Linked DNA regions of Mus musculus: region 2 is linked to region 1. The links are chromatin loops, found by intact Hi-C in ENCODE. Cell type or tissue: heart. All regions are shown on one strand. Each heading gives the region's core, and the rest is flanking DNA. Links, peaks and the distances in the headings are about the cores only.

What was found. Hi-C counts contacts between places; a loop is a spot of excess contacts. Peaks named below come from ENCODE experiments on the same cell type or tissue, not always from the same donor. Only the 100,000 strongest peaks of a DNase experiment are listed, where the experiment ranks them.
Region 2: it touches region 1 in a loop (5-fold over the local background); 11 of 42 quality-filtered maps call a loop at or near these places.

What each region holds. Positions count from the first base shown.
Region 1 is chr3:87,083,010-87,097,918 of GRCm38, reverse strand. It overlaps Kirrel (kirre like nephrin family adhesion molecule 1), which reads left to right. Exons shown (of 16, transcript NM_001170985.2): 3 at 13-177; 4 at 2,133-2,282; 5 at 5,657-5,814; 6 at 7,311-7,461; 7 at 8,018-8,123; 8 at 8,289-8,437; 9 at 8,641-8,768; 10 at 9,434-9,560; 11 at 9,653-9,753; 12 at 11,339-11,537; 13 at 12,730-12,837; 14 at 12,975-13,114; 15 at 13,975-14,052; 16 at 14,299-14,909. The coding sequence ends at 14,775. Among named protein-coding and RNA genes, the nearest start is that of Gm24472, 24 kb to the right of the region's middle. In heart, for the core only: a CTCF peak has its summit at 7,798 (motif pointing left); DNase peaks (open chromatin) are centred at 7,808 and 10,588; H3K27ac peaks cover 998 bases.
Region 2 is chr3:87,490,026-87,504,934 of GRCm38, reverse strand. All of the region lies in intron 1 of Gm40085 (predicted gene, 40085), which reads left to right. It also overlaps a transcript of Fcrl5 not described here. Among named protein-coding and RNA genes, the nearest start is that of Gm40085, 15 kb to the left of the region's middle. In heart, for the core only: a CTCF peak has its summit at 5,614 (motif pointing right); DNase peaks (open chromatin) are centred at 4,684 and 5,614; H3K27me3 peaks cover 1,730 bases.

The DNA of each region.
Region 1 (14,909 bases), core at 3,868-11,867:
TCCCACTGCTAGCTTTGGCTTTGCCCGGGACTCAGACTCGCTTCAGCCAGGAGCCAGCTGATCAGACTGTGGTGGCCGGACAGCGGGCGGTGCTCCCGTGTGTGCTCCTTAACTACTCTGGGATTGTACAGTGGACCAAGGACGGGCTGGCCCTGGGTATGGGCCAGGGCCTCAAAGGTGAGTAGTGGGCTGGGATGGCACCTTCAGTAGAGTGCAAGCTAGCATGTGCAAGGCCTTGAGTCTGATCCCCAGCGCAGCAGAAAGGAAGGTGCGTGGTAGCTGCTCAGCCTCCAGCCCCCAGAAATCCTACTCCCTGCTCTCAGCCTAGATTCCTGGCTTCGCTCCCTCTCCTTGTTCCTGACTCCTCAGGTCTGTCACTCTTACCTGCCAACTCTTCCTTCCCTCAGATTGTGAATTGGCCCAGGAAAGGTGGTGTGCAGCCTGGGAGATCAAGGGAAACAGGACTTTACATTGAGAGCTTTAGATGGAGTCAGGGACACACCCACACGGTGGGGCGCTGTAGACAGGTCATGCAGGAGGAGCTGGGTTAGCGAAGCCTGCCCTGCCCCCTGTATGCCCGAGATGGTATGCTCGGGCACTGTCTGCCCTTTCTGGTTTATTTTTGCTTTTGTTTTAGTTATAATTACAGCATCTCTTCCTTCCCTGTCTGCCTTTTGAGCGCTTCGTGCTTTTCTTTGCCCCCTACATGGTCCGTGTCGGCTTAGACACCATCAGCCTAAGCACCTTCTTGTTTAATTATTCCAGAAGCATTTGTTAAGCACAAGCTATACAGCCGGTGCTGAAGAAAGCGTAAAGATTCCGTTGGAGACAAAGAGCGCCAGCCCTCTATATCCCACAGATAGCACAGAAACCCTTAGAAGCACTTCTTGGTAAAGAGTCAAGATACAACCAGGCAGTGGTGGCGCATGCCTTTAATCCCAGCACTTGGGAGGCAGAGGCAGGAGGATTTCTGAGTTCGAGGCCAGCCTGGTCTACAAAGTGAGTTCCAGGACAGCCAGAGCTATACAGAGAAACCCTGTCTCAAAAAAAACAAAAACAAAAACAAAAACAAATAAAAAAGAAAGAAAGAAAAAGAAAAAAAAAAGAGTCAAGATACCTGGCCCTCATTACAGCTCGGCCACTTGCCCGCTGAATGAGTTGAGGCAAACCCGCTCTGCTTTGGTTAGCTGATTTGTGAAGCAGGTTTAACAGTCACAGCCTGCCTGTCTTAAAAGCGCATCCTTGGCTTCTGTGCCGAGTGGCAGAACGGGCTTTCTGAGGATAATATCGTTAGCGACGAGGCACTGTAATGATGCGAGTGGGTTGGGGGACTACATATTTCTGGTCTTATTATTTTTGAAGGTGGTGAGATTATTTGTTGTGTGTCTAGGCCGAGGAAATCTGCATGGCACAATCTATAAAGAAAGGAGATGGATTTGACGGATCTATTGTTGATGAGGGAGAAAATGAGAAAGAGCAACGTCGATAGATATGCAGTCAGAGGAATCCATAGCCTCTGGAGAGGGAGGCAGTGGGAGGGGTCGGTAGGTGTTTGGGTGGGAGTTAGCGGGAGCCTGTAAGCAAGGCAGATCGGGCACAGAGGCCCACCCTGTGTCTTAGAGAGGAGTAGAAATATCATTTGGATTGTCCTTTAAGAAGCCAGTAAACCTTATTTATTCTCTCTGTGTGGTGAGGGCGAGGCCTTGTGAGCCACACAGAGCGCCCCGTAAGTACTGAGATGCCCCATGTTTACCAGCGCCCTCTCTCTGCTCTCCGTGCTGGTTAACTTTTCTTTTCTTCCTCTGCTATCCATATGAGAGACATCTGCCAGCCAACAGCTTTGCAGATTTTTCAGATTTTTGTCTGCTCCTCTCTCTCTCTCTCTCTCTCTCTCTCTTCCTCATCATCCCTCCTGCTTTTCGGTCCCACAGCTATGGAGTCTGTGTCTGGTACCTCACAGCCTGACCTGACAGTGGTAGGCAGGAGAGAGAAGGAAGGAGACCTCTCCTGGAAGGGATGTGGGCTCTGCTGTGAGGAGAAGCTGGGGAGACAATGAGTCTTGGGTGGAGGGCGGAGTGGGCGAGGCCTCAAGACTTGGTCTTACTCTAGTCTCCCCTTTTCTGTCCCTGCAGCCTGGCCACGGTACCGGGTCGTGGGCTCTGCGGATGCTGGGCAATACAACTTGGAGATCACAGATGCCGAGCTGTCTGATGACGCTTCCTATGAGTGCCAGGCCACGGAGGCTGCCCTGCGCTCTCGGCGGGCCAAACTCACCGTGCTCAGTAATGACTCCCAAGCTGGGTTTCTCATTTTCCAGTTCCCTCTTCAACGTCCCAAACTTTCCCTAGCCTTGCCTTTCTCCTAATGTCTCTTTTCTCCCTGGTTTTTCTTTCTCAGCAACTCCTTACATGAACTTCATCATCAACTAGGGCCATCAACTAAAAAGATGGCCAGGTGGTTAAAATCACTTGCAGAAGAGCTGGGTTCAGTACCTGGCACCCACATCCGATGGCTTAAAACTACTAGTAACTCTACTTCCAGAGGATTCCACTGCCTTCTTCTGGCTTCTGCAAGCGCATGCATATAATGTGGTACAAGTGCATGTACACACACACACAAACACACACACACACAGCCAGAGCCAGAGCTATACAGAGAAACCCTGCCTCAAAAAGAAAAAAAAAAATCGTAAAACAAACAAACCTAAAAGCACATACAGTGTGCAAGAGGCTGTGCTATGCTAGCCTTTACTGGGTACTGTAGTTTCTGTAAGCTTGATATCCTGTGCTCCAACCTATGCCCAGATCACACTAAGGACTCAGAGCCTCTGTGCAGACAGGGATCTCTGCCCTGAGAAAGGATGGTGATGGAGACCTAGTCCATACTTTTCCTGGTTTGTTTTGCAGTCTGGTTTGTGTAGAGAACTTTGCTTGTTCCTCTCCAGCTTTCTGCTCTCCCTGAACCCCAGACCTTTTCCCTTTCGACCGAGCCTGCCTGGCTGCTCCTTCCCTCAGCATGTTCCTCTCTTGTTAGACATTCCCTAGAACATCAGGGAACAGGGGAACAGAGCCAGAAGAAACAAGCTGGGTGTGGGGGTTGAGCTCCCAGCGGTAGCCCACAAGGGGACAGAGTAGATGTCACCATGGCACGCTTTGGGCCATCTGAATAACGAGATGACTTTCCTCCACACAGAACAGAAGGGGAAGCAGCAGAGGCCCATCTTCAGGTCTTACAATCCCCGCAGCTCAGTGGTCATGGTTCTTGGTGCTTCTGTCTCCTCTCTCTCTCTCTCTCTCTCTCTCTCTCTCTCTCTCTCTCTCTCTCTCTCTCTCCTTACTTGGACTGTTCTGTCTGAGAGCCTCTCTTTCCTTTGTATTGACTCTCTGTCCCTTTCTCTTTCCTCTGGTCTCCACTTGTCATCCTTGCCCTCCCTCTAACACAAAGTCATTGCAGTGGGGAGAAAGGAGAGAGGCGCTAAGATGAGTGAGTTTGTATACCAAATCCCTTCCTATTTGGGGCTGGGGATATGGGAAACTCCTAGTAACAAAAAAGAGCTCCAGAATGCTGGGAATCCCAACCCCTGGGTTCAGGTTATGTCTTGGCCATTTTTGTACTGTGACCCTGAAGAAGTCCCAACCGTCGGGCAGGGGTTCTCTCTCTGGCATGGTAATACACACCATAATACTTTCAGGCTGCCTCTCCCTCCCTTCCTTCCTTCCTTCCTTCCTTCCTTCCTTCCTTCCTTCCTTCCTTCCTTCCTGAGATTTTATGATAAGGGTTAAATGAAGTCATATGCACAAGGTACTTCAGCAAACAAGAGTTAAACTCTGGGTAAATGGTAGAAATTATTGCCAATTGGCTTCCAGTTTACAACTGACAGTTGACTTCAAAGACCTTGGGAGATCCTAGCAAAATGTGGGTTGGTGATGGAGGTGACAGATGGTCTTTGCCTGAGTGGAGGGAAAAAAAAACAAGGCAAGGGCAGAAGGCCCAGTGGAAGGAAGTGCTTTGTCTCGCTCTCTTTGTAGCAAGAACCCAGCGTCTCTGCGCAGATAGGGGCTCTTGTGAGTGTGGTAGGAAGGTACAGCTGTAGAGAACTGGGCGAACCAGGAAAGCCTTCCCCATTTCTCCGCTTCTCAGGTTCCTCTCCCTCACTTCTATCCACAACCCTGCCCCTGTCACCGGGGTTGTTTATGCTGGGGAGCGGAGACGGGAAGAGCCAGGACTGAGGGAAGAATTAGCTGAGAGAAGCCTTGGAACCATTTTGTCACTGTAAAAGTAGCCCGGGTTATACACGTGCCCTGGATGCTACACTCTCTCTGCAGACCTCACTCCCCTCACACTGGCTCGGTGAGGAGACCTTGTTAGGGCCTCTGAGGGACAAACAGGCTCAGGGCCTTCAGGGGGCTCAACCAAGACCACGTGACAGTAAGGGAGGGGCCGGGATCTGAAGGGCACTGATCTAAATTCCACCCTCTTTTCCACTCTGCCACTCCACATGTACAAATTGAACAGAACGCTGTGTCAGCAACTGTACCTCCGGCTCAGAAACCTTCATTTCACCCACGCCGGGACAGCCCTGTCTGCCTCCAGCTCCGTGGACCTCCTGAGATCTCCCATCAAGGGTCTCCTCTAGAACTTTCTTCTCAGTCTCCCTAGTCTTGTTTTTCTCAGGGAAAAAAAAAAAAGATGAATTCGGTGCAGGCCTAGACTACATAATGAGTCTCTCTCTCTCAAGTTAATTAAGTGAATAAATAAATATTTTATTAAAAAAGAGGAACTCTTATCCTAGGGGAACTTTAAGACTCTTGGCCTTGGGAAACACAGGGTTTGGCTCACCTTAACATTTAGAAGTCTGTGGCAATGGTATTAGAAAAGGCACCTTACTTCTTAAAACCACATGTATCGCCAACTCAGGTGCTTAAGCACACAGCAAAGGCCTGTTTTAGCTATACATTAGGCAGCGGAGAATCTTTTTAAATGCCAGTAAGACCTGGGCCTGCTTATCCCAGGGCATTGAAGTAGGGGAGACAACCACCAAGGGTAGCCAGTGGGCAGATAACACTCAGTACCGCCGCAGGTGGACACGAAGCTTTCTGCATCCCCCAGGATTTGGCCAGGGTGATAACAGCAGCTCTGGGCGAGGGCAGGAAACAGCAGAGGCTAAACGAGGAGGTAAGGGTCTGCAGGGCTTGAGGACCCTAAAACAGGAGGCTGATACCTGAGAAGCCATGCTATAGGCAGCTGCAGCCTCTGGAGGTGTTTGAGCAGGAGAACAACACACCCTTAACTGCTATGAAGAAATAACCTGGCGAAGGTGTGGTAGATAGAGTTGACCATCCAGCCATTCCAGGCAGATGGATGGGGCTAGGTGTAAGGATACCCTTCCTTCCCGAGGGTATGATCTGACCTCAAGACCTTGAGGTGGCCCTCTATACTCTCCTGGGCAACAGCGGTGAGTATAGAGCAAACAATAGGAGCCGCTGTGAGAGAGTATCCCGCAAGCTGGGTGAATTCTCCCCGGGGAGCACTGTGTAGAGTGATTGTAAGTGGGGCTCTGGCGGCATTGCCCTGCCGAGGGGACACATGCCCGCCGACAGAAGGATGCCTCAGTTCGCTGCATCCCGAGCTGATTTTCTTCTCCTCTTCCCTCCAGTTCCTCCAGAGGAAACAAGGATTGATGGGGGCCCGGTGATTCTGCTGCAAGCAGGCACCCCCTACAACCTCACGTGCAGAGCATTTAATGCCAAACCTGCTGCCACCATCATTTGGTTCCGAGATGGGACACAGCAGGAGGGGGCTGTGACTAGCACGGTGAGGACCTGCCTGCCCCCTCTGGCCCCTCTTAGCCCCAGCTTCTCATTGTCTCTCCTTTCCCTCTTACACGGGTAGATGTGGTAAGACCCTTTTATCATACAGTTGTGACGACTGAGGCCCAGAGGAGATAAATGGGCTCCCCGGTTCACTGTGCCATTTCCATAAGTACTTCCTTTTTGCTAAGTACCATGCCTGGTAGACATGTTATGGGCAATTTCTCTTAAACCTCAGAAGAGTCCCATAAAGTAGGTGTTGCTTCCAACTTACAAAGGAGGAGGTTGATGGTCAGAGAAGGCAAGGGCCCAGCTGGATGTCACTCAGAGAGCAAGCAGCGAAGTTGGCATTCGATACTGGAGTCCGGCTGCACTATTGATCCTTTACTGTCCTCTGTCAGAATGGCAAAAGGCTGCAGGAACCAGGGTTGTGTGCATATTCTCAGAGTCACACAGCAAAGCTGATGGCAGTGGCTAGCATGTTTGTGCACCTTGCCCTGGGCTGGGCACTGTGAGAGCCACTTCCCAGTGGGACGAGAACCTGCCCACCTGTGTGTCCTAGAGTGTGAGGATGGGGGGCCTGGGTTCTGGCTGTAGCTCATAGTGACCTCCATGCCCTGGAACAAATATCTTCCTTCTGCCCTTTCATAAATGATTATTTGACCCCAATGGGGCCCAACTTTTTTTTTTTTTTTAACCATCAAAAACTGTTATTTTTCTCCTGGGGGATACATGTTTTAAAATATATTGGCAGCCAAACAAGTTGATGGGCTAATAGCATTTGTTATCTGCTCCTGTCTTTTGCTGATTCTCTTAAGACTGGTGATTCCAAATATCACTGTGTTTTGCATCAGTTAGGTGCTGCTGTGGTCTCCTAGAGATGCACACATAGCTGTCTGAAGGAAAGGCCTTGCTCTTGTTCACAGTGTGGTTTCCTTAAGTGGGTGGGTGACAATATGGAAAATGACTGCAGTGTCACTGAGCCAGCATGCTGAGCTGATGAATCTGTCTCAGTAATCCAGGACCTTAGAGCCACCCCTGAAACACATGGTACCCAGGGCCAAGTGTAAGACACTCACTCTCACTGTAAGTGGTTCAGGCAGGAGAGAGCCCAGAGGTCTGGACAGGCCTGAGAAGGCTTTCTAAAAGCGGAGAAACTCACTGTGGGCTTAGAGAATTCCAGGAATTCAACACTACAGAGGGAAGCTCGTGTGCACCACAGGCTTCAGTTAGTTTTAAGATATCAATATTAGAATATCTGTTATAATACGATTTCTACACTCCTGTAAGATGTAATAATGGGGGAAGCTGTGGTAGAGAGGAGAAACTACCTTTCTGTTTGATTTTTCTGTAAATTGCAGAAAGCTATTTAAAATACCCAACTACTTTACAATGAAGTTGGAATAGGGAGGGAGATGCACTTTAAAGGTCTGCCCTTTGGTGTCTCTGAGAGCAGAGGTGGGGCTTTTAGCCTTGACTCCCATCTTCCCTCACCCCCAGGAGCTGCTGAAGGATGGGAAAAGGGAGACCACAATCAGCCAACTGCTCATTGAGCCCACAGACCTAGACATTGGCCGCGTATTCACCTGTCGCAGTATGAATGAGGCCATCCCCAATGGCAAGGAGACATCCATTGAGCTTGATGTGCACCGTGAGTAGGGCATTGGGTAGGCTACGTGAAGTGGGGACATAGCAGCCTGAGAAGTACAGAATAAGGAAGGAGCCTAGGGGTCCAGGACTAATGTTCCCCTCATTTCCTGGTTTAAGCCATGGGCAATAATGGTTGGTGGGTGGAGCATTGAGTATAGTATTGTACCTGCTTACTTGAGTTGTGAGTATTAAAGACATTATGGTACAGGAGCATGTAGCATGGCTAGCATGGCTAGCATAGCATCCTGCCAGATGTCCATGCATTCCTCCTAGTCAGGGATGCTCTTACCCTGGCCCTTTACAGTAAGCTGAACTAACCCACAGTGCCACCTAGTGGTCATAGTAGGTCATTACATCCACTGGATAATTCCCTTGCTATCATTCTTGGCCTGAGCCACCGGAAAGACTCTGTGTAGAAAGGGTGAGGGTGATAGCTGATATTTTGTAAACTTCAATTCTCACTTCACATCAAGGTGGTATGAATACACATGTGACAGAGGGAAAGGGAGAAACTCGGGGACAGAAAGGACCCTGACCTCCTATCCCGTACTTTGCAGACCCTCCCACAGTGACTCTGTCCATCGAGCCCCAGACAGTGCTGGAAGGCGAGCGTGTCATTTTTACATGCCAGGCCACAGCCAACCCAGAGATCTTGGGCTACAGGTGAGGGGATTGGGTTTTGGGAGTGCTATGCACCTGATAAATGGAGAGGTGCTTGGGACTGAGGTGGTTGTGGGGTGGGGGGCGGGCTACGGAGGAGACCAGAGTCCCTGAATATAACAGAGAGTCCCAGGTTCTGATCTCCCATCCCTGGGCCTCATCCTCTAGGTGGGCCAAAGGGGGCTTCTTGATTGAAGACGCCCATGAGAGTCGCTATGAGACAAACGTTGACTATTCCTTCTTCACGGAGCCTGTGTCTTGTGAGGTTTATAACAAAGTCGGGAGCACCAATGTCAGCACTTTAGTGAATGTTCACTGTGAGTAGCTGGGAGGGGAGCAGCAGGGGAGGGGGCAGAGAGCAGGACCCTTCGAAGGTCCTGGGGTACAGGGGACGAAAACTCCACTAACCTGGTAGACAGGGGTAAACATGGGAGGTAGGGGTCAGGAAGAGAGACAGCCAGTCAGAGCTGATGATTCTCAGGCACCTGAGACTCTGACCAGCCACCTCTCTCCCCATCAGTCGCCCCCCGGATTGTAGTTTACCCAAAGCCCACCACCACAGACATTGGATCTGATGTGACCCTCACCTGTGTCTGGGTTGGGAATCCTCCCCTCACCCTCACCTGGACCAAGAAGGACTCAAACATGGTAAGCCTCTCTCTTCCTGCCTGTTCTGAGCGCTGGGCGTGGGGGTGGGGGGTGGGGGTGGAGCACAGACTTGCTGGCGCAGTGAAGAGAACGGGAGGGATGGGGTTGGTCTTTCACATCGAAACTGGACCATTTCTAGGTCTTGGGGTTTGGGAGGAAAGAGGGTACTTGCAGTCAGCCATACCTCTTCTCCTTGGACTTGCATAGAACTCAGGGTGAAGTGGAGGGGGGGGGGAGGTGCTGCTGTGGTAGTCAGATCTAGGGCATTCATTAATGATGCGGAGGTGGTAGGGAATCGCACAAAGAAAGCTGAAGTACACAGTTCTAACGACTCCTATTTGACAGTTAGGGCCAGAACTGTAAAGGGAAATTTCAGACTAAACTGGCTTACCTGGCTTGGTAATAAAATCATAGGGACGAATCATCAGAAAGGACTGTATCCTTTTAGTTATCGTAGCAGGCACCTGTGCACTTGGGCAGGCGCTTATTGCCAGCCTGCTTAGAGTCTTAGGGAGTCTTAGCCTGACTCAGGAAGCCATTTACCTTCTGGGAATTCACTTGTGGCCCTTCATGCTTTCTTTCCCATGCCTCCAATGCGGGGGCCCTCACCGACCCAGGGGCCCAGGCTTCCTGGCTCCCCACCCGAGGCTAATCTCTCTGCCCAGGTCCTGAGTAACAGCAATCAACTGTTGCTGAAGTCAGTGACCCAGGCAGATGCTGGCACCTATACCTGCCGGGCCATCGTGCCTCGGATCGGAGTGGCTGAGCGAGAGGTACCGCTTTATGTAAACGGTGAGTGCCTTAAGAGGCCGAGACCTGTCCAAAGAGCACTGAAGCTGTTGGCCTGAGATCTGACCGGCCTGACTGGGTCTTCCTGCCTATAGGACCTCCTATCATCTCCAGCGAGGCGGTACAGTTTGCTGTGAGAGGTGATGGCGGTAAGGTGGAGTGCTTTATCGGGAGTACCCCACCTCCGGATCGAATTGTGAGTACTGGGTTGGCGTGGGCAGGCAGCCCTTGGTGTGTCCCATCTGCCCGGCTTCATCTCCCCACCCTCTTCTACTCTCAGAATCCTCCGCCTTTTAGTTTCTGTACCATTTCACCTGTTCAAATACGACCTCCTCCCTTACTTGTGTGATGATGAACAGATTAGTGGTTTGAACCCCAGTTTCTCATCTGTGACAAGGAGGCCATCTCCCCTCATAAAAGTCATTACAGCCACAGTTGTGAGGAACCTAGTAGTGGCCCCGGGTGGTGGTGGCGCACACCTTTAATCTAAGCACTCGGGAGGCAGAGGCAGCGGATTTCTGAGTTCGAGGCCAGCCTGGTCTACAGAGTGAGTTCCAGGACAGCCAGGGCTACACAGAGAAACCCGAGAAACCCTGTCTCGAAAAGAAAAGAGAAAGAAAGAATGAGCCTACTGCAGTTCCTTGGAGTCAGGCTTCTTTCTTGCAAAGGTCCTTCCTCTGCCCTCATCTTCCACCCTTGCTAATACCTTCCAGTCTTTCTTCGTACCTCCCTCTCCTTCCTCCATCCCCTCTGCTCCCCCTCCCACCTGTCCGCTCTTCTCCCGTTTCTCCTGCCTTCCTCCCACAATCCCTGACCATCCCTCATTCCTTTCTCCTCTCCCCTATACCATAAACAATTAATTCCTCCTGTGGCCACTAACCATCAAAACCCTCATCACATTTAATGACCATTTGGCTAACTCCAGGGCTGCCCAGGGATACTTCATTACCACAGCTGCCTAGGCAGAAGACGGTTTGGCTCCCGGGAGGTTTGCCTCATCGAGCTGGGAGGACTGATCCCTGGAAAGGAGCCAGAGCTCAGCTGCTCCTCTTCCTTAGCCTCCCTTATGCCATGAGAGCACACAGTTAGGACTGCCCCAACTGGGACGGCAGGGACGGAAGGCCTTGGGGATCCGCCTCTTGACTCCCGGCTCATAATTAAGATACATCTCTAGAGAGCCTAGCAGGTTTCTGTGGGTTGATTCATGGTAAGGCTGGTAAGATAGACTTGGGTGCGGTTAGAATCACGAGGCTGAGCATTGCCTCACATGGTCAGAATCTGCCATTGCGGAGATAAAGACAATGAGGCCCTGAGAGGGAAATCACGGCCTCATGGTTGCTCTGGGGTGAGAGGAATAGAAAACGGAGCCCAGGGATCTCAAGTCTCAACCCAGTCTTCCCAGCAACATCCAAGATCCGAATACCAGCTCATTAGCTCAGCTGCCTCCCCATCACAAAATACCACCCAGTGTCACACTTAGAGCACGGGACCTCGGCAAAAGCTGATTGCTGGACCTCTCCCTTACATTCATACTTGGTACATAAACCTCAAGGATGCAGTTTTTTAGAGTCTCTCTAGATAAATCTGATGTCTACTGTATGGGAGCCACAACTTGTGGAGCAGACGTTCAGTGTTGGGTTGTTTCCGAATGAGGGTATGTAGGGCCTGAGGACCACACATGTGCTGGGTGAGGTTACCTGAGAGTGGGTTGGGTCTCCCTGGGGCATGAGCTTCTTCCACGCATCCTTTTCTTACATCCTTCCTGCCTTCCCCCATCCCAGGCATGGGCATGGAAGGAGAACTTCCTCGAGGTGGGGACCCTGGAACGCTACACCGTGGAGAGGACGAACTCAGGCAGCGGTGTGCTGTCCACGCTCACCATTAATAATGTCATGGAGGCGGACTTCCAGACCCACTACAACTGCACTGCCTGGAACAGCTTTGGACCAGGCACAGCCATCATCCAGCTGGAAGAGCGAGGTCAGCCACGCTAACTGCCGGGATAGCCTGAAGTTCCATCTTCTCTTTCTATAGCAAGGTTCAAAGCAAGATAACTCTTTCTCAGGCCTCTCTGCCAGAAGCTGACTTTAGTGGTCTGCTAGTTAATGTACTATGTCAATGTTCCTTGAACATCTTTATGTGTTGAACTTTGAAGGAACAGTTGTAGGCATGAACAGAAAGCCATCCCCACGCACAGGAAACTTTCCTCTTAGTGGAGGGACATACGTAGTAGGAACAAATGAATCCAGACTGAGAAAAATTAACTGGTATATGCAAAAGATGAATACAGCCTATGTCGCTGAGTTACTGAGAAAATAGAACAGAGGATATTTGTAAAGTTCAAGGGTTCCCCTACCCTTCAAACATCCTTGGTTTTATAGAAGAGGTACATTCCCTCTGGGCACCTTTGACAAAAGTGAAAGAGGTACCTAGCTTTTGACAGATATGTTTGATGAGGGGAAAATAGCACTTGTTTGTTTTGGAGAACTAGTCGTTGAAAAGAGAGATACGGAGAACCGAGGGACCCTTGGGAACTGTCTGGGAAAGCTAATGGTTCCAGTTTCGTTCAAGGTGCAGGATGGAAGTGGGGAACAGAGGAGGGTAATGTGGGGGGCTCAGCTAGAGAGGATTGAGAGGGAAGCTCTATAATCAGTGTCTGGATCCAGCTAGTAACCCCAGAAAGAGAAAGCCAAAGGCAGAGTCCTTGGGTGTCTTCTCAGCTAAGGGAAGTGGGGGCACGAGAGAGGAGCGTTGGGCCTCAGTGGGCCGTGCACATAGAGCAGACACAGCTTTGCAGGCAAGGACACGGGAGTGGAGGCTGAAACGGAGATCACAGACTGGAGGTTGGAGACAGCCCTGCTTACGAAGGAGGGACCCAGCTCATGGGAAGGTATGCCAAGTAGAGGAAGAGAGAGCTCTGAGGCAAACTGAGGGCAGGGATGGAACACTGGCTGCCCTGACGGCAACTCTGGTTAAACTACAGCACAGATTACAAACCAGACTCAGCCCAGCTCTTCTCAAATGTGGCCTAGACGTAGATGTCAACACGGCCCAGCCCAGGCAAAACTTACCTTTGTACACAATCCAGAGTTGCCCCAGTAGGTTATGGTCACATCTTTGGGCCCCTATGTGGCTCCATCCTCATTCCTGTTCCTTTCCCTCCCTTCTATAGAGGTGTTACCTGTGGGCATCATTGCCGGGGCCACCATCGGTGCCGGCATCCTGGTCGTCTTCTCTTTTGCTGCCTTAGTGTTCTTCCTCTACCGACGTCGCAAAGGCAGTGAGTATAGGCGCCGTAGAGTCACAACACACCCTTCATCCCCCAACCGTACCCTTCAAGGTCTCGTCAGGGGGCTGGGGCTAGAAGTCAACCGTGCAGACCAGTAGAAAGCCCCCAGCAACATCTCCCTGTCCTAGGTCGAAAGGATGTGACGTTGAGGAAGCTGGACATCAAGGTGGAGACGGTGAATCGGGAGCCACTTACGATGCACTCTGACCGGGAGGATGATACTGCCAGCATTTCCACGGCAACGCGGGTCATGAAGGCCATCTACTCGGTGAGGATAATGCTCCTTTCAACGTGGCCTAGGCTCTTCATTGTCCTACGGCCAGCCCCACCAGCTTTTAATGATTTCCGTTACCTCTAATTCCTCTGTGCATTTAACCTGTTCCTGATACCCCAGTTCCTATGTACCAACCTGCTCTCAAATAAACGCACCCACACTGGTACCCTAGTGCACACTTACTTGTATAGACGTTCACACACATATGCATAACTACTTTCTCCCCCCTGCCTACCCACAACTCCCTTTGCCTCATCCTTCCCTCACACAGAGGAAAATCTGTAGATAGTTTTAGTTCAACCTTCTCATTACTGAGCCAAGGCAGCACTCCCCAGTGGTAGCAGTGTTATACTCATGATATCATATTACACACTAGCAACAAAATTAACACTAGAAGCCAGGTCTCTGGTGTCCTACCTCAACCTATATGGTGAGACACAAGCCTGCCCCAACCCCAGAGCTGCCTTTAGCAAGTGGCCTCTGAGCATGGAAATCTGTTGCCTTAGTTAAGTTTTACTGCTATGAACAGATACCATGACCAACGCAACTCTTATAAGAACAACATTTAATTGGGACTGGCTTACAGGTTCAGAGATCAGTCCAGTATCATCAAGACGGAAACATGGCAGTATCCAGGCAGGCATGGTGTAAGGAGGAGCTGAGGAGTTCTCCATCTTCATCTGAAGGCTGCTAGCAGAGGATTGGCTTCCAGGCAGCTAGGATGAGGCTCTTAAAGCCCACACCCACAGTAACACACCTACTATAACAGGGCCACACCTTCTAATAGTGCCACTCACTGGGTCGAGTATATGCAAACCATATGCTGTTTCCTGACACCCACACCTGTTCTTTAGTCCTTTAAGGATGATGTGGATCTGAAGCAGGACCTGCGCTGTGACACCATTGACACCCGGGAAGAGTATGAGATGAAGGTGAGGGGAAGGACTGATGCAAGGCACAAGGACTGGCTGGCTGGGACGTGGGGTAGGAGGATCTGCAGGGGGAGGACAGCAGGGAGGAGTGGTCAAGAAGTCTGCAGAAGGAACAGAAGATAGAATCACCGGTATGGTGAGAAGGGGAGGAGACATGGATTGAGCTGGGCATGGGCAGAAGACTCAGGAGAGCTTATTACACTGGGGGAAGTTCCCACATTTACCCTTTTCTCTTCTTGCCCTCAGGATCCCACCAATGGTTATTACAATGTGCGCGCCCACGAAGATCGCCCGTCCTCCAGGGCGGTGCTGTATGCTGACTACCGTGCCCCTGGCCCTACTCGTTTTGATGGGCGCCCATCATCCCGCCTGTCCCACTCCAGTGGTTATGCCCAGCTCAATACGTACAGCCGGGCCCCTGCCTCTGACTATGGCACAGAGCCTACACCCTCTGGCCCTTCTGCTCCGGGTGGCACCGATACGACCAGCCAGCTGTCCTACGAGAACTATGAGAAGTTCAACTCCCACCCCTTTCCCGGGGCAGCTGGGTATCCTACATACCGTCTAGGCTACCCCCAGGCCCCACCCTCTGGCCTGGAGAGGACCCCCTACGAAGCGTATGACCCTATTGGCAAGTATGCCACCGCCACTCGGTTCTCCTACACCTCTCAGCACTCAGACTATGGCCAGCGATTCCAGCAGCGCATGCAGACTCATGTGTAGAGGCTGGATCTGGCTGGGGTATCTCTGCGGGGCAGAGGAGATGGCTTCCCAGCTGTTCCCTGACATTCAGGGACATTGCTCATTGCTCCTTTCATGGACCCAGCCTTTCTCCTCCTGGCCATCACAAATGAGGA
Region 2 (14,909 bases), core at 2,583-10,582, 410 kb before region 1:
GTCTCTGGCTACCTGGCCTAATCAGGAGCAGAGATCTGGCCTCAAGGCTACATTTACACTCTTCCCTCACAGTGTGGGCTGCACCTGCTCTTCGAAGTCACCTGCTACCTTAGGATACTTTCCTGTATCATTTCAGAATCACATGGTCTGGCCTGCTCTGTCTCCCTGTGAGTGATGCCTCCAGGGACCTTTACACGGGAGCTCACAGCCTGCCGGGAACGGGCTTCTGCTTCCGCCTCTCGCTGGCTTGAAGGCTTCCTAATGAAGCGATCTTGCTTCTGTCATTGTGCCCAGAGAGGCTGGCACAAAGCAGACACTTGTTATAGGTTTGTCCAGTGGTGACCAGCTCCTTTTATTGAATCACTACTGGTAATTTGCTTATCAACCACCAGATGGCGACTGTACCCAGGTCCTGGCAGAGATAGCTTGGCAGGGGCTGACAGTGTCTCCCGATCTCTTCCAGAGTGATCTCAGGGAAGACAAGAGTACTACAGGTCAGACCCTGAGAAGCAGGGAAGGGGAGGCAGATCCCTGAATGATAAGCCATACTTTCTTCTGTTCTTGGAGGCAGAGTTGGCCCATGGGCTCCTCTTCATCCTTTATCCTCTCAGGGAACTTCTTCCCGTCTCAGGCAAGCTCTCAGTACTTGTACAAAGAGCCCTGGCTTCTTTACCATAGTGCTTCCTCTTGTACAGGCCATTCTGACCCTGTGCTACAGTTACAAAGTCAGGGGCTGCCCTTCTGGTGTTCAGTGTCAAGGGGACCTGTGTTTGGGGAGGGTCTGAGGCTGTTCTCAGTCAAGGAGCAGTCGAAAGCTCTCAGTAGCTGTGGTTGGTACTGTGTGTTCTCGATTGAGACACTTCAAAAGCACCTCCTCTCTAAGCTGACTTTCCCCTTTTCTTGGTGACTATCAGACTCCTGTCTCAGCTCCATGAATTCTCTGGTCTATCCGCAAAATGTGGCATCTCACATTTTCTCACAGGACTATGCATGTGGATGGAATTATGAAGGTCAAAACCTGGGCCCTGGCAGCCTTGACAAGCCAAGGCAGGTCACATGTCCTCAACAGGCTAACTAAAGCGACGAAGTAATACTGGGAAGCAGAAAAAAGAGGTTTATGCGATGTGGCCACACTGGGGAGAGAAACAGTTCTAGTGACTTCCTAAGTCCACACTTGGGGTCCACACGTGAGGTTTAGGTTTAAGTAGAAGGCAAGAGGCACTTGTAATTGAGTAGTCGCAGCCAAGGTGTGTCCCAGCCTGTGACCACTGACCCAGCTCTAGTCTACTGAAAGGCTAACGGTGGGAAATCTTTTCTGGGAGACTGCTTGGCTAGGGTTCTACCCCTTTCTTCCTTTCATTATGAAATTCTTGGGGGCAATCCCAATTGTTTGGGTTTCAACAGGCAATGAGAGGACTATAGGATATCTTTAGAATATCTTAATTCCTGTCAGATAGTTACAGTAGAGGCCTGGTATTCCCCTGGGGAACAATATATGCTTACAACTGGGATGTTGTCCTACCTGATTGCCTACCCACAAATATTTACCACCTGTCCCTGCCCTATGTCAGAGATGGCCAGTTAGAACCCTTTAAGGCCCTGTGGGGATAGCAAGCGCTAATTACAGAAAAGGACACATTGTACAGTGTGAAGATATATATCAATAATGGCTTGTGGAAGCTGCTTTTGTTGAAAAGCTCTGGCTTTGCTCTTGGGCTCACAAGGTAACTAAAAGGTGGAATGAAAAGTCTGGCTTGCATTTCCACACCTGTTTCCTTTACTTTGCGCTACCTGCTCACCTCTGCATGTAGGCATGTTGATCACTCAAGGGGGAATCTGTCCACAAGCTGGGGGGACTTAACAGCTCTCATTCAAGGTTCAGGCACCTTACTGCCTGCTCTTCACAACATTCGGTTGTAGATATCCAAGGGGCATCTAAACATCTCAGGTTATTGTCCTCAGCAGTCCTGGATTCTAGGAACAGTAGAGCCAGCCTCGAAGGGCAGACAAGCCCTTGGGTGAGGCCAGGTCTCTGTGACGGTGAGGCCGTTCTGGTTCGCAAGCAACAGAGCCTCCTAGAAACACCTGGCAGAACAAGACCAGAAACAGTGACAAGCCAGACTGCACCTTGGCCAGGGCTGCTGAGTTGTACATGGTTTGTCTCTTCCCAGTTCTTTCCATGCTCTTCTTTCAGAGCATGTCAATACTCTGAAAACAGACTTGGGGTCACCTGACTCCTTTCTCCATTCCTTTCTCCAAGGTGAACACAGATTAAATCTTGCTTTTTTGATCTTTATCACCTCTTAGCTCTTTAATTAGTATATGGGGTTGGGTGGCTGTGAATCCAGGAACTGGGTCTTTTTCCCGGAAACTCTATTTACATATCTAGCATGCAGGGCAGACAGATAGCTAATTTCCATAATACCTCAAGAGCTTTTACAAGAAACAACAGTGAACCGAAGAGTGCAGATGGACAGTGACGTATCAGAAGGAGGAGGAGAAGGAGAAGAAACCATTTAACAAGTAATGGTATTTGAAAATTTGCTAATTGATATACATTGTTTTACCCCCATATTCATACATGATCTCCAGTGTGGAGGGTGTTGGATGTGGGTCCTTTGGGATGTGAGGTCACAGTTGGATGAGGCCCCATGAATGGGATTAGTGGCTAGGGTTCTTTGTATTGCTGTCAACTAGATAGGGTCTAAAATCACATAAAAGACAAACCTCTGGGTGTGTCTGGGAGGGATTTTATAAATTCAGTCCATTGAGGTGGAATGAACGACCCTAAATGTGAACAGCACCATTTCATGGGCTGGGGTCCTGAACTGAATACACCAGAGTTCACTGCTCTCAGCCCCGGACTGTAGACACAGGTGAATCATCAGTTCCTGCCACCATGCCTTTCCCCAGAGGGACTGGGGCTGGAACTGTGAAGGAATGCAGCCTTGCAACATTTAAGTTGTTTTTGTAAAGTACTTATCACCAGCAAAAAGTAGTAAATGCGGGACTTTTCACAGAAAGCCAGGAAAAGCTTCATCTTCAGCTGTGTAAGGTCACAGTGAGGGAGGGGGCTTTCTGGGAAACGGAATCTGTACACAGATCAGCCTTCTGATGCTTTGATGGCCTCCTCCTGGAGGTGTGAGAAAGAGGTCTTCCGTTCCCAGGGTTACCCCTCATCTTTTATGAATCAGGGATGACTGGGGGAGGTAGGTTGATCTAGGAAAGGAGCTGATACAAAATTACCCTTCAAAATGAGCTCAGTTAGGAGAGGAAGCCTGAGTTGGCGGGGGTCTGTGATCAGGTCTGGAAGTGGGAGAGCAATTAGGAGAGTTACCAGAGGCTGTCTGTGTAAAGGGAGTGGCTGTCTAGAGATGAGCTTCGGAGGGAGGGGGAGCGTGAAGTGAGAGAATGAGAAGCGGCCAACTACAGCACCGTGGTCTTGATAGGACGGCCTCCACCCCTAATCCTGTGCTTTTCTGCAGCTCCATGTCCCGTGTCTCCCCTGCCTTTATTGCCAGTATCAGATAGATGCTAAGTTTGGCTGCCAGCTTGGGAGGGAGCCTCCCACCTTTAAACCACATGCTAAGCAGTCATCCTATGTTGAAGCAATGTTGCTTTCCAGGACAAAGCAGCCCTTAGGCTTTGTCCTTGACAAATCTGAAGTTTAGCTGGGTGGGGCCTCTCTGTGTGGGCACACTTCCTTCTGCTTCAGTACAGGGCAGGATGCCTCTCCTGCACGGCACAGCGCGGAGCCCTTTAACAGTACAGCTTCATTTCTAGATCATACCTTGGGAGCCACATTAAGCTTGCTAGAGTTTTTCTCCTCATAACTACACATTTTGTACATGATGATCCTGCTTGCTCTTTTTCACTGTAGACCTGCCTAAGAGTTATTAATAATGCCCATTTCACGGATTCGACCTTATGTTGCTTGAGACTTTCTCTGCCAAAACTTGGTTCATGACTTGAAATTCAGCCTTCTGTGCATTCTCAGGGGTGCGGGCAGAAAACAGTCAGACTTTTTGCCAGCATATAGAAACTGTCTCTGGCACGATTGCTAATGTTGCTCGCCTCTTGTGAGCATGCCTCTACCATCTGCACGATCAGCACTGTTGTCTTCCAAGCTCCAGCTAGAGCGGCCGTTACGTTCTTTTTAGAGCATCTTACCACTTTTCTAGTCCAGTCCTCCCAAGCCTTCCACACTGCTCTAAAGGACATGGTCAAGTTCTTCACTTGTTTTTTTTTTATTTTGTCCGTACCCACTCTTTTGTACCAACGTCTGGATCAGACATTTTTCTGTTGCTGTGAGGAAAATGGCATGGCCAGTCAGCAGCCACTTAGGAACAACATGCCGATTCTGGCTTCTGGTTCCAAAGGCAGAGTCCACGGCAGGCTGAGGGGCCAGAACAGGAAGCGGGGATGATTGAATCCTCAACCTCAAACAGAAAGCTGAGGGTAAACTAGAAGCAGGCTACACTCTTAACGAAGCCTATCTCTAGGGGCGCGCTTTCTCCAGCAAGGTTCCATACCTTAGCGGTTCTATAACCTCTCCAAATGTGCTAGCATCTGGGGTCCAAGAGTTCAAATCCACATGCCTGTGGGAGACCTTCTCATTCAAACCGGGTCACTTCCGCTCTGAGGCGCACGCAGCTGCTGGGTGTGCTTCCTCTCTCAGTGCCGGAGGAATGGTTGTCTCACAAAAGCTGCCACTGGTTTTCAGGCTTGTGAGGGCTGAGGACTTGCTCTGAGGGCAGGACGGCCAGTTTTCTCTCACCAGGGCAGCTTCCTTTAGCTTATGAGAAGTCTGTTCACCCTGTCCACACCACAGCCATGCTGCTGGTCTGTGTTTACGTTGGCTGTTTCTCATGCGTTACCTGTCTTTCCTCCCCACTTTCCAGGTATTTTAACACTATTTTGGTGCATTTTAAAACGTTTCTTCTTTCTTTCTCTTCAGAAGTGTCTATTTTTCTTATTGTGGCTCTTCTCATTTAAAGGGTGGCGTAGAAACGTCTTCTAGTCTGCCATTCTCCTCGGGGGTTCTTGACTTGAGTTTGTCAGGAGCGTGCCACCAAATCTGTTACTAAATAATGTGAAATTTTGGAGGTTTGGATCTGAAGCACCGGGGACGAGATTGGAACCTGAGATTGTTCTTCTAAGAGATGGAGGGTATTGGGAGCATATTCCATGGCTCCACTGAAAACTGAGATGATTGGCCAGATCTACAGGGTACTGTGGGAGTCAGGCACATTCTATTCTTGGGAATCTGGAATAGGAAAGAGGGGCAAGAACAATATGAAGGGCAGCCGATAATCACGAGTGTTTGAACAAACTGTAGGAACTGTTATCTTCTCCTTTCAACTGTAAAATGTATATTTAGATAATTTTGTCTTTGGGGGCCAAAGAGCTGATAATTGTCCAAACAAAACAACAACTCCCCAAATCAGTTTTATGGTGGTTGGTAGAGGCCAGTCTCTTCCTGTGATACCGACTGGCTTCTTATAATCATAGCTCTGAATCTCATCACAACTCTAGACTGCACTCCCCACACCCCTAGTAAGGTTCCTTTTGGACCTCCAAGGAATGTTTGCCTTTTGGGCAATTCTGTGAGAAGCCACAAGGTGGCAATATTGCATGCCTGTGGCTCAGCACATCTGTTCCTGGAAGTGGAAGCAGCTTTTACAACCCGTTTACTTCATCTGCCCAGCAGATCTTCAGGGAAGCCTTCATTTGCCAGAATCATTGGTGGTCACAGATCTGTTTAGGATTATACAGTTTAGTAGTAGGAGTGGGAAATGGATTACTTTGTCTGGATCCCGAGTGGCTTTAGATTACACTCAGGGGACATAGATATTTGAGAACATGGGTAACGTGTGGGACAGCGAAGGAGAAAACATTGTGTTAGAAAGGTCTTTCACTATAATATTGTAACCCTAACCTCAGCCCCACCCTGCGGGACTACATGAGTAGTTCCTAATTCTTTCTTAAGGCCATTGAAAGGAAGTTAAAGAGTTTCTGGTAGGAATCATACTGTTAAAATTATTCTTGTGACTTCCACAATGGTGCTGTTGTGCCGGAGAGCAACGAACTCTCTTCGCATGTTTTCCCTTCTGCTTTAGGAGCAGATGGCCACTTCCTCCTATAAGATAGGGACAGGCTCTAAATCCATAGCTCCATATCTATGGATCAGAGCATCTCTTGAACCTCACCAGAGAAGTTTCACGGTGCAGTGACCAGTGCTTAGTGCAGAACCTCACAACTGAAGCGCAGGGATAAGTTGGGTGTTCAGCAACTGAGACGTCGTCCACTCCCACCCCCAAGGCTCCAGAGTCATTGTAGAAGAGAGAGCAGAAAGATCGTAAGAGCCATCAGTCAAGGAGGAGCAGAGGAAAGCAATGTCTTCTGAACACAGCGGGAGGGACTACTGCATACATGAACACATAGCAGCTATTGTGGCTACACGAGACCTGCACGAGACCAAGCCAGTGAACTATCCAGCACAGAGTAGGGAGGGGATCTTGAGCCTGCACTCCTAGCTGAGAGGTGAGAGCTGCTGGGGAGGGAGGGTCCGCTTTCTTTAAGGCATCCTGTGTGGACTCTGGTAGCATGACCAGGCCTCAGTGGACGGTCTCACATCCGTGAGTGTATAGGCAGTACAAACTGGACTCAGTGAGTGTAATAAAAGAGGAAATGGAGTTGGGGTGGTGGGGGAGGGGGTGTGGATCAGGAAAGAGGGGAATATAATGAAGATGCATTAAATCCATGTGCGAAATTCTAAAAAAAAATACATATTTTAAAAAATAGGGGCAGTTAGTTAGGGTCCATGGTATATAAAGAGTGTACCTTATAAGCCAGGTACCTTTAATCCCAGAACTTGGGTTTGAAGCCAGCCTTGTTTACATAGGGAGGTCCAGACCAGCCAGGGCTACACAGTGAGACAGTCTCAAAAATTAAAAGAAAATAACTACTCTCCACATTTAAACATTAGCATTTGCTGGCTGCCACGTGCCGGGGCCAGCTGGAACAGGCTAAGAGCTAGATCTATGTGGTCGCTTCCAAACTCTGTGTTCAGTTATAATGCTGATAGTTTGCAATCAGCTACGGTGGTGATATTTATAGCAGAGAAGCTGGAAAACACAAGAAACTGGGCCTTTTATCTTCTGAAGAGTCAACTGTTAAGCAGTTACTTCTGCCATGGGGCACCAAGAGGCTCGAACCTGAGAGAACTCAGCAAGAGGCTCGAACCTGAGAGAACTCAGCAAGAGGCTTGCACCTGAGAGAACTCAGCAAGAGGCTCGCACCTGAGAGAACTCAGCAAGAGGCTGGAACCTGAGAGAACTCAGCAAGAGGCTCGCACCTGAGAGAACTCAGCAAGAGGCTCGCACCTGAGAGAACTCAGCAAGAGGCTCGCACCTGAGAGAACTCAGCAAGAGGCTCGAACCTGAGAGAACTCAGCAAGAGGCTCGAACCTGAGAGAACTCAGCAAGAGGCTCGAACCTGAGAGAACTCAGCAAGAGGCTGGAACCTGAGAGAACTCAGCAAGAGGCTCGCACCTGAGAGAACTCAGCAAGAGGCTCGAACCTGAGAGAACTCAGCAAGAGGCTCACACCTGAGAGAACTCAGCAAGAGGCTCGAACCTGAGAGAACTCAGCAAGAGGCTCGAACCTGAGAGAACTCAGCAAGAGGCTGGAACCTGAGAGAACTCAGCAAGAGGCTGGAACCTGAGAGAACTCAGCAAGAGGCTCGCACCTGAGAGAACTCAGCAAGAGGCTTGCACCTGAGAGAAAGGTGTGAACAGAGCTGCACATTCATGGATTTACAATTCCTACCTCATCCTTTGGGTTATGATTAGAATTTTTTAAAAGTTATTGCTCTTATTTTGAGATTATAACATAATTACAACATTTCTTTCTTATTGTTCCTCCTTTCAAACAGTACCATATACTCCTCCTTCCAAATTCATGTCCTCTTTTCATTGCTATTACAAGCACGTTATGTATATGCCTATACGTAGATATTCCTCAGTCTGTACAATGTTACTTGTATGCATGTTTTCCTTGGCATTGACTAACCATTGCTGTGTTCTTCCCTGGAGCAGACTGTTTCTCTTATAGTCAGCATTCCTTCGTTGCCTGAGTCCTTTGTGTAGGGCTATGGCCTCCTGGGCTTTCCCTGTCCACTTTGGTATGCCTGTTATTGTCCTTGTTCAGCGCATGTTTGGGCAGTCACGTGGGTAAGACTGTGTGAGTATAGCTTCTGATATTACTAGCAGACACTATCTCACAACAAAACTCTCTGATCCTCTGCCTCTGAGTATAAAAGGAGAGGGCTGTGGTTGGCCAAAAACTGCCCCAGAGCCAGAAGCAAGTAAGATGCAGCCACAGGCTACAATAATCATGCAGACAGTGGTATGGAGAGGAGAGATGCTACCTGTGGCAGACCATCTCTTAATAGTTCCCTCTGAGAGGTCCAAGGACTTGTGGGAAATTAGTCAGTGTCACTTTAAATAGGGTTGAGAAGACATGGCTGCTTGCAATCTGCTGAGGAGTGTAGCAATTAGGTAGGCAACATCAGAATGTGGAATTGGAGTTAAAGAGGGAGCATAAACAAGGCAATGAATATTCCATGGATGGTTTTCTACCAGTGAGACTAGGGTCCAACAGTTAATATTTGTTCAAGTTATTATTATTTTGGTCAGTGTACAGAGTAATGGGTTTCGCTGTGACACTTTCACGCATTAACTTATTATACTTTGTTCTCATTCACTGCCCACTGCCCTTCCATGCCTCGCTCCCTTACCTGCTAGCCCCCCTCCCCCAATAGTCCCCTCTCTGCTTTCAGTATTTACACTTTCCATTTCTCTTCCCTTTAAGCTCCTTCCTCCTCCCCTTTCTGTAGGGAGCAGAGGAAGCCTTGAGTTAGTGAAGTGCTGAATGTATGGCTGTTGATGACATGGGTCAGGCTTTGGATTGTTAAAACCGTCTTCCTCTGGCTCAACTAGGAGTGTTTATGAACGATTGAGCCATAGGTGCAAAACCCAGTGACCCTATCTTCTTCCTCTCAAATGTTTATATTCAGAGACTCCTTGTAAACACCCACAGACTGCTTACCTACAGAGATCTCCTACCCTACCAAGACTAGCTTGTAGAGAGACTCTCTCTCTCTTTTTTTTAATTGGCTATTTTATTTATTTAGATTTCAAATGTTATCCCCCTTCCTAATTCCCCCCAGGAGACTCCCCCCTATCCCATCTCCCCTCCTCCTGCTTCTATGAGGGTGTGCCCTCACCCACCTACCCACTCCTGCCTCCCCACCCTTGCATTCCCTTACACTGGGGCATTGAGCCCTCACAGAACCAAGGGCCTCTTCTCCCATTGATGCCCTACAAGGCCATCCTCTGCTACATATGTGGCTGGAGCCATGGGTCCCTCCATGTGAACTCTTTGGTTGGTGGTTTAGTCCCTGGGAGCTCTGGGGGAGGGGGATACTGTTGTTCTTCCTATGGGGTTGCAAACCCCTTCAGCTCCTTCAGTCCTTTCTCTTAAACTCCTCTACTGGGGACCCCGTGATCAGTTCAATGGTTGGCTGTGAGCATCCGCCTCTGTATATGTCAGGCTCTGGCAGAGCCTCTCAGGAGACAGCTATATCGGGATCCTGTTAGCAAACACTTCTTGGCATCCACAATAGTGTGTGTTTGGTGACTGTGTATGGGATGAAGCCCCAGGTGGGGCAGTATCTGGATGGCCTTTCCTTCAGACTAGCAACACCTGTCAATATAAAAGCCCTGGCCAATGAGCTGAGGCAGAAAATGGGAGGTGGGACACTGGGCAGAAGGGAGAGGATTCTGGGAAATAGTGAGAGGCTTGAGAGAATTGCCTGGGAACGCTGAGGAAACTGTGGTAAACCAGCAGGTAGCTGAGCTGAGAATAGAATACAGAGGAGATTTGCCCTAGACTTGAACCTATGAAGCCGAGGAATGGTAACTAACCATGTGGAAGACATGATGGTTAGAATAGGTTGAATAAGTTACAAGCTAGTAGGGAAATGAGCCAAAGCTTGTGGCCTAGGCATTAATAACTAGTCTCAGAGTCGTCATTCTGGGAGCAGGGTCTGAGTGGGAAAAACAGGATCATCTATCTATCTATCTATCTATCTATCTATCTATCTATCTATCTATCTATCTATCTATTTTTATATACACTAGCTAACCGCTCTCTCTGTGCTGCATACAACAAATATTCTAAGGTTCCAGATTGTGGTAGAGGTAGGAGTGGCTCCATTAGAGTACACAAGACCTACCTGACCCCAGCGTTTCTGTATCCACGTGTCTCTGTCACTTTTTAAATGTCACTGTCTGTCCTTTGTTCATTCTAATGGGGCTTAAGACTTATTCAACAAGAGGAACATCATACGCCTGTGCACTGAGAAAGGCAGCCATAACACACCAAAGAAGCAATTGCATCAAAGTCCAACTTGGTGATCCAGTGAATTCTTAGTGGGGTCACTGACAGCAGCTTTGGGTGAGGAGTCACTTGCATCTGCATGATGCAAAATCCCTACCCCAAAGTGGGTGGTGACTTAGAAAGCTGCACCCTGGGGCTCCCTGCACAGCTTACAGGCAGCTCTACACTCCCAGGAATCTCCTTTCAGCCCCTCAGTCTCCTTCCCCAGCAGATGTTTATTGCCCCTGCACCTCTGCAGAGGGCCTCTCATAAATCCTGTGGGTTTCAGCTATCCAAGACACACGAAGAAGGCTGTTTACCTTCTGAGTCTCACAGTCTTCCTCCCCTCTCCTGGAAGAATGTTTCAATTCAGAGGAAACTGCTAGGCAACAATATTTTGTTCAGTAATAGATACTTTCTTGAGGCAGCACAAATGGTCTTTTGAAATTCCATATGGATTTTAAGTGCTTTTTTTTTTTCTGGAAAAAAACCCTGACTTTTTTAGATGTTGCACTGAAAGCAGCAGAGCTGATCTATCTATCTATCTATCTATCTATCTATCTATCTATCTATCTATCTATCTATCTATCATTTACAGAAAGGGATGTATTAGAATAGCTTTCAGGCTGTGGTCCAGCTTGTCCAACAGTGTCTAATGATGCACCTCAATGTCCTAGAAAAACATGTACATCCAAGCCCCAGACTAGCAGATGTCAAGAAAAAATAAAGATCAGGGCAGAAATTAATGAAACAGAGAATAAAAGAATAATATATAAAATTAATAAAGGTACCAAATGCATCTATAAAAAATGGTTCCTTGAGAACACCCAACTAATAAACCTTGAGGCAAATGAAAGGAAAGAGTGAGAAGACCCAACCTAATAAAACTAGAGATGGAAAATGGAGGTTACTGCAGACTCCAGTGAAGCCCAGAGAATATTTAGAGGCAACTTTGAACATAATACTAAAGTAGCTTAGAAAATCTCAAAATAGATAATTCCTAGACATATGTAACATATCAAAATTAAATCAATTGGGAAATAAACCTTAAACAGACCCATAACAATCACTGAGGATCAAGCATTAATAGAAACAATCTCCCAACAAAGAAAGCCAGGCAGAGTCACTACAGAATTACACTAAACCTTTAAAGATGGACTTACATGAATACTTCTCAATCTGTTCTATGGAATAAGAAAGGGAGGCGTGGTACCCAAAGCATCCTGTAAAGCCAGCATTACCCTAATGCTCCAAACTGGATAGGAGTGCGCATGTGCACACAGACACAACAGACACACAGACACACACACAAGAAAAGTAGCCACCAAACTCCCCAATGAACATAGATGCAAAAGTTCTGAATAAAATTCTTGTCAATTGAATTCAAGAATACATTAGGAAGATCTTGCATGATGACCAAGGTAGTTCACTGCAGGGAATTCATGGTGGGCTCTACACATGTAAATCAGTAAGAGTAATTAGGCATATAAATATATTTAAAGGACAGAAGTCACATGATCATTTCAATAGATGTAGGACAGGTTTTAAAGTTTAACATTCCTTCCTGACAAATATCCTGACAAACTAGGAATACGAAAAGCATGTTATCTTAATAAGCATACACATGGCAAACATATGACAATATTAATATTGTCATCACCATCGCCATCATCATCACTACAACTACTCTTTGGAGCTGGAGACTGAATCCGGGGTCTGTGTTTGCCTGGCTTCCGAGTTAATCTCTCAACCTCTAACAATCATTATTCAAAATGAGAAAGCTCAGAGAGTTTCCTTTAAGATATGGAAAGAGACAAGGAAGGATATTATTAAATAAATAAATAAATAAATAAATAAATAAATAAATAATTCAATAATTCAATATAGTGTTTGAAATCTTAGCAAGAAAATAAAAGAAATAAATAAAAGGGACACACACAGGAAACAAGAAGTCAACTCATCTCTATTTGCAGAGGACATGGCCTTTAACCAAAGCAAACAACAAAAACAACAACAACAACAACAACACCCTAAGATTTCATCAGGAAACAGCTAGATCCAATAAACACTTCCAGCAAAATAGGAGGTAATAAAGCCAACACATACAAAATTATTAGCTTTTCTGCATGCCAATGACAAACTTGCTGAGAAAGAAACTAGGAGGAAAAAGAAATCCCATTTACAGTTGCTTAAAAAACAAAGGCCTAGGAACAAACCTAGGCGAGGAGGTGAGAGGTTTCTTCAGTGAAAATTGTAAGGCACCAAAGAACATGAAGATGATAGACGACGGAAAGACTTCCCACATTCTCAGATTGGCAGGATTAATAATAAAAAAAAATAGCCATGCAACTTAAAGCGCCCATACATTTAATATAGTCTTCCTAAATATTCCAATAATATCTTCATAGACCTAGATGAAAATTTCTAAAATTAATGTGGATGCACAAAAGACCCAGAAGAGACCCCCAGAACGCTGAAGCTTCAGACACCGCAGGTCCTCACCTAATTCCCCACCGTCCAGCACAGCATAGCAACTGCTAGAACCAGACATGTCTGGACATGTTACCCTTCACATCCGCACAGCTGTGCCCACAGTTAGCCCCATACGTAGTCTTTAATTTATTATTTCCTGATACTTAAATTCCACTTTCTCAGACAGGTCTCATGATGGTTTTACCTCTGTTGAACATTGCTCAGCTTATAGTCAGAGCTGTTGCTTGTGGTTTTCTGAATGATTTACTCTAAGGCATTATTTATCCTTCAGTTTAACTATTACCCCTGCCCCCCCTTTAAAAAGATTTATTTATTTTACGTATATGAGTACACTGTCGCTATACTTGGACACACCAGAAGAGGGCATCAGATCTCATTACAGATGGTTGTGAGCCACCATGTGGTTGCTGGGGATTGAACTCAGGACCTCTAGAAGAACAGTCAGTCCTCTTAACCACTGAGCCATCTCTCCAGCCCCAGCTATTACTCCTTTTATTCCCACATCTTCTCTTTTGCTCATTATTATCCCCTTAGCTATTTATTTCTTAATTATAACCTTCCATAGTGCTAACAGTCTCTACAATCTGTGGACCCTAACTAACAATATCTCGACTTCCTCCTCCTAGATACATTAGCCACCACTTTTTTTCTCATTTCAATGTCAGTCTAATATTTAATTTTTATTTTTCTACAACTCTTTTTTTTAATGAAGGGATGAGTTTCTTCCTTTTTTTGTTTTTTGTTTTTGTTTTTGTTTTTGTTTTTTTTCGAGACAGGGTTTCTCTGTGTAGCCCTGGCTGTCCTGGAACTCACTCTGTAGACCAGGCTGGCCTTGAACTCAGAAATCCACCTGCCTCTGCCTCCTAAGTGCTGAGATTAAAGGCGTGCACCACCACTGCCCAGCTTCCTCCAACTCTTTTTTTTTTTCTTTCCATTTTTTATTAGGTATTTAGCTCATTTACATTTCCAATGCTATACCAAAAGTCCCCCATACCCACCCACCCCCACTCCCCTACCCGCCCACTCCCCCTTTTTGGCCCTGGCGTTCCCCTGTTCTGGGGCATATAAAGTTTGTGTGTCCAATGGGCCTCTCTTTCCAGTGATGGCCGACTAGGCCATCTTTTGATACTTCCTCCAACTCTTAATCTTAGTAACTAAGATAGGGTCTCACTCCATACTATCCTTGGTTGTTTATCTCCCAACAGTTATTGCAGCCAAAGGGGCCATAGTTATTATTGGGTAGTAGTACAGCACCATAGTGGTAATATCAAACAGCCGTGGTTGCTCTGAGGTGAGAGAGATGTAATTGTTAAAGCTGAGGTCTGCCTGACTCTCAGGCATGTATGGTACTGACAGGAACTTCTGCTAACCTGCATTGTTCTGCTTCTGTAACTATAAGGCTTTCTGCTCATCTCTCAAACAGAAATACTATGGAGACACAGCTGTGCCCTGCTTTTATTAAAGGTCCACATCCTGTCATGCTTGCTAACAGCCATTATAGCTACGTCAATGGGAGATAACAAACTTGTGTTTTTATTTTATTTTTTACCTTTTTAAACCCTGTGCTCACTCAGCTTGAGACTGCCTCGAGATTTGTAGTTATAAGAGTATGTGTCCCCTGCCAGGTCTATGTGGCTCAATAAAAATTTCAAATTCATGAAGAACTAACTCTTCCTGGACTCCTTCTCTTGGGTGGGAATAGCCCGGATATAAGAGCTCTAATATTTAATATCCTATTTAGGGAATAAGGCTACAAATCCACAACAAGAGAAACCCTGAAGCATGCACAAACTCAGGGGATTAAGCAATGCAGTATTGAATGACAAATGGGTCCATGAAAAAAAAATCAAGAAGGAAATGAAAAAATTCCTATAATCAAATAAAAATAACCTACAATAAACAGAAATTAAAAATTTCCCAACTAAAGAGGGAATTAGGAAAGGAAGAAACATTATTAAACTCTTATAATGAAGT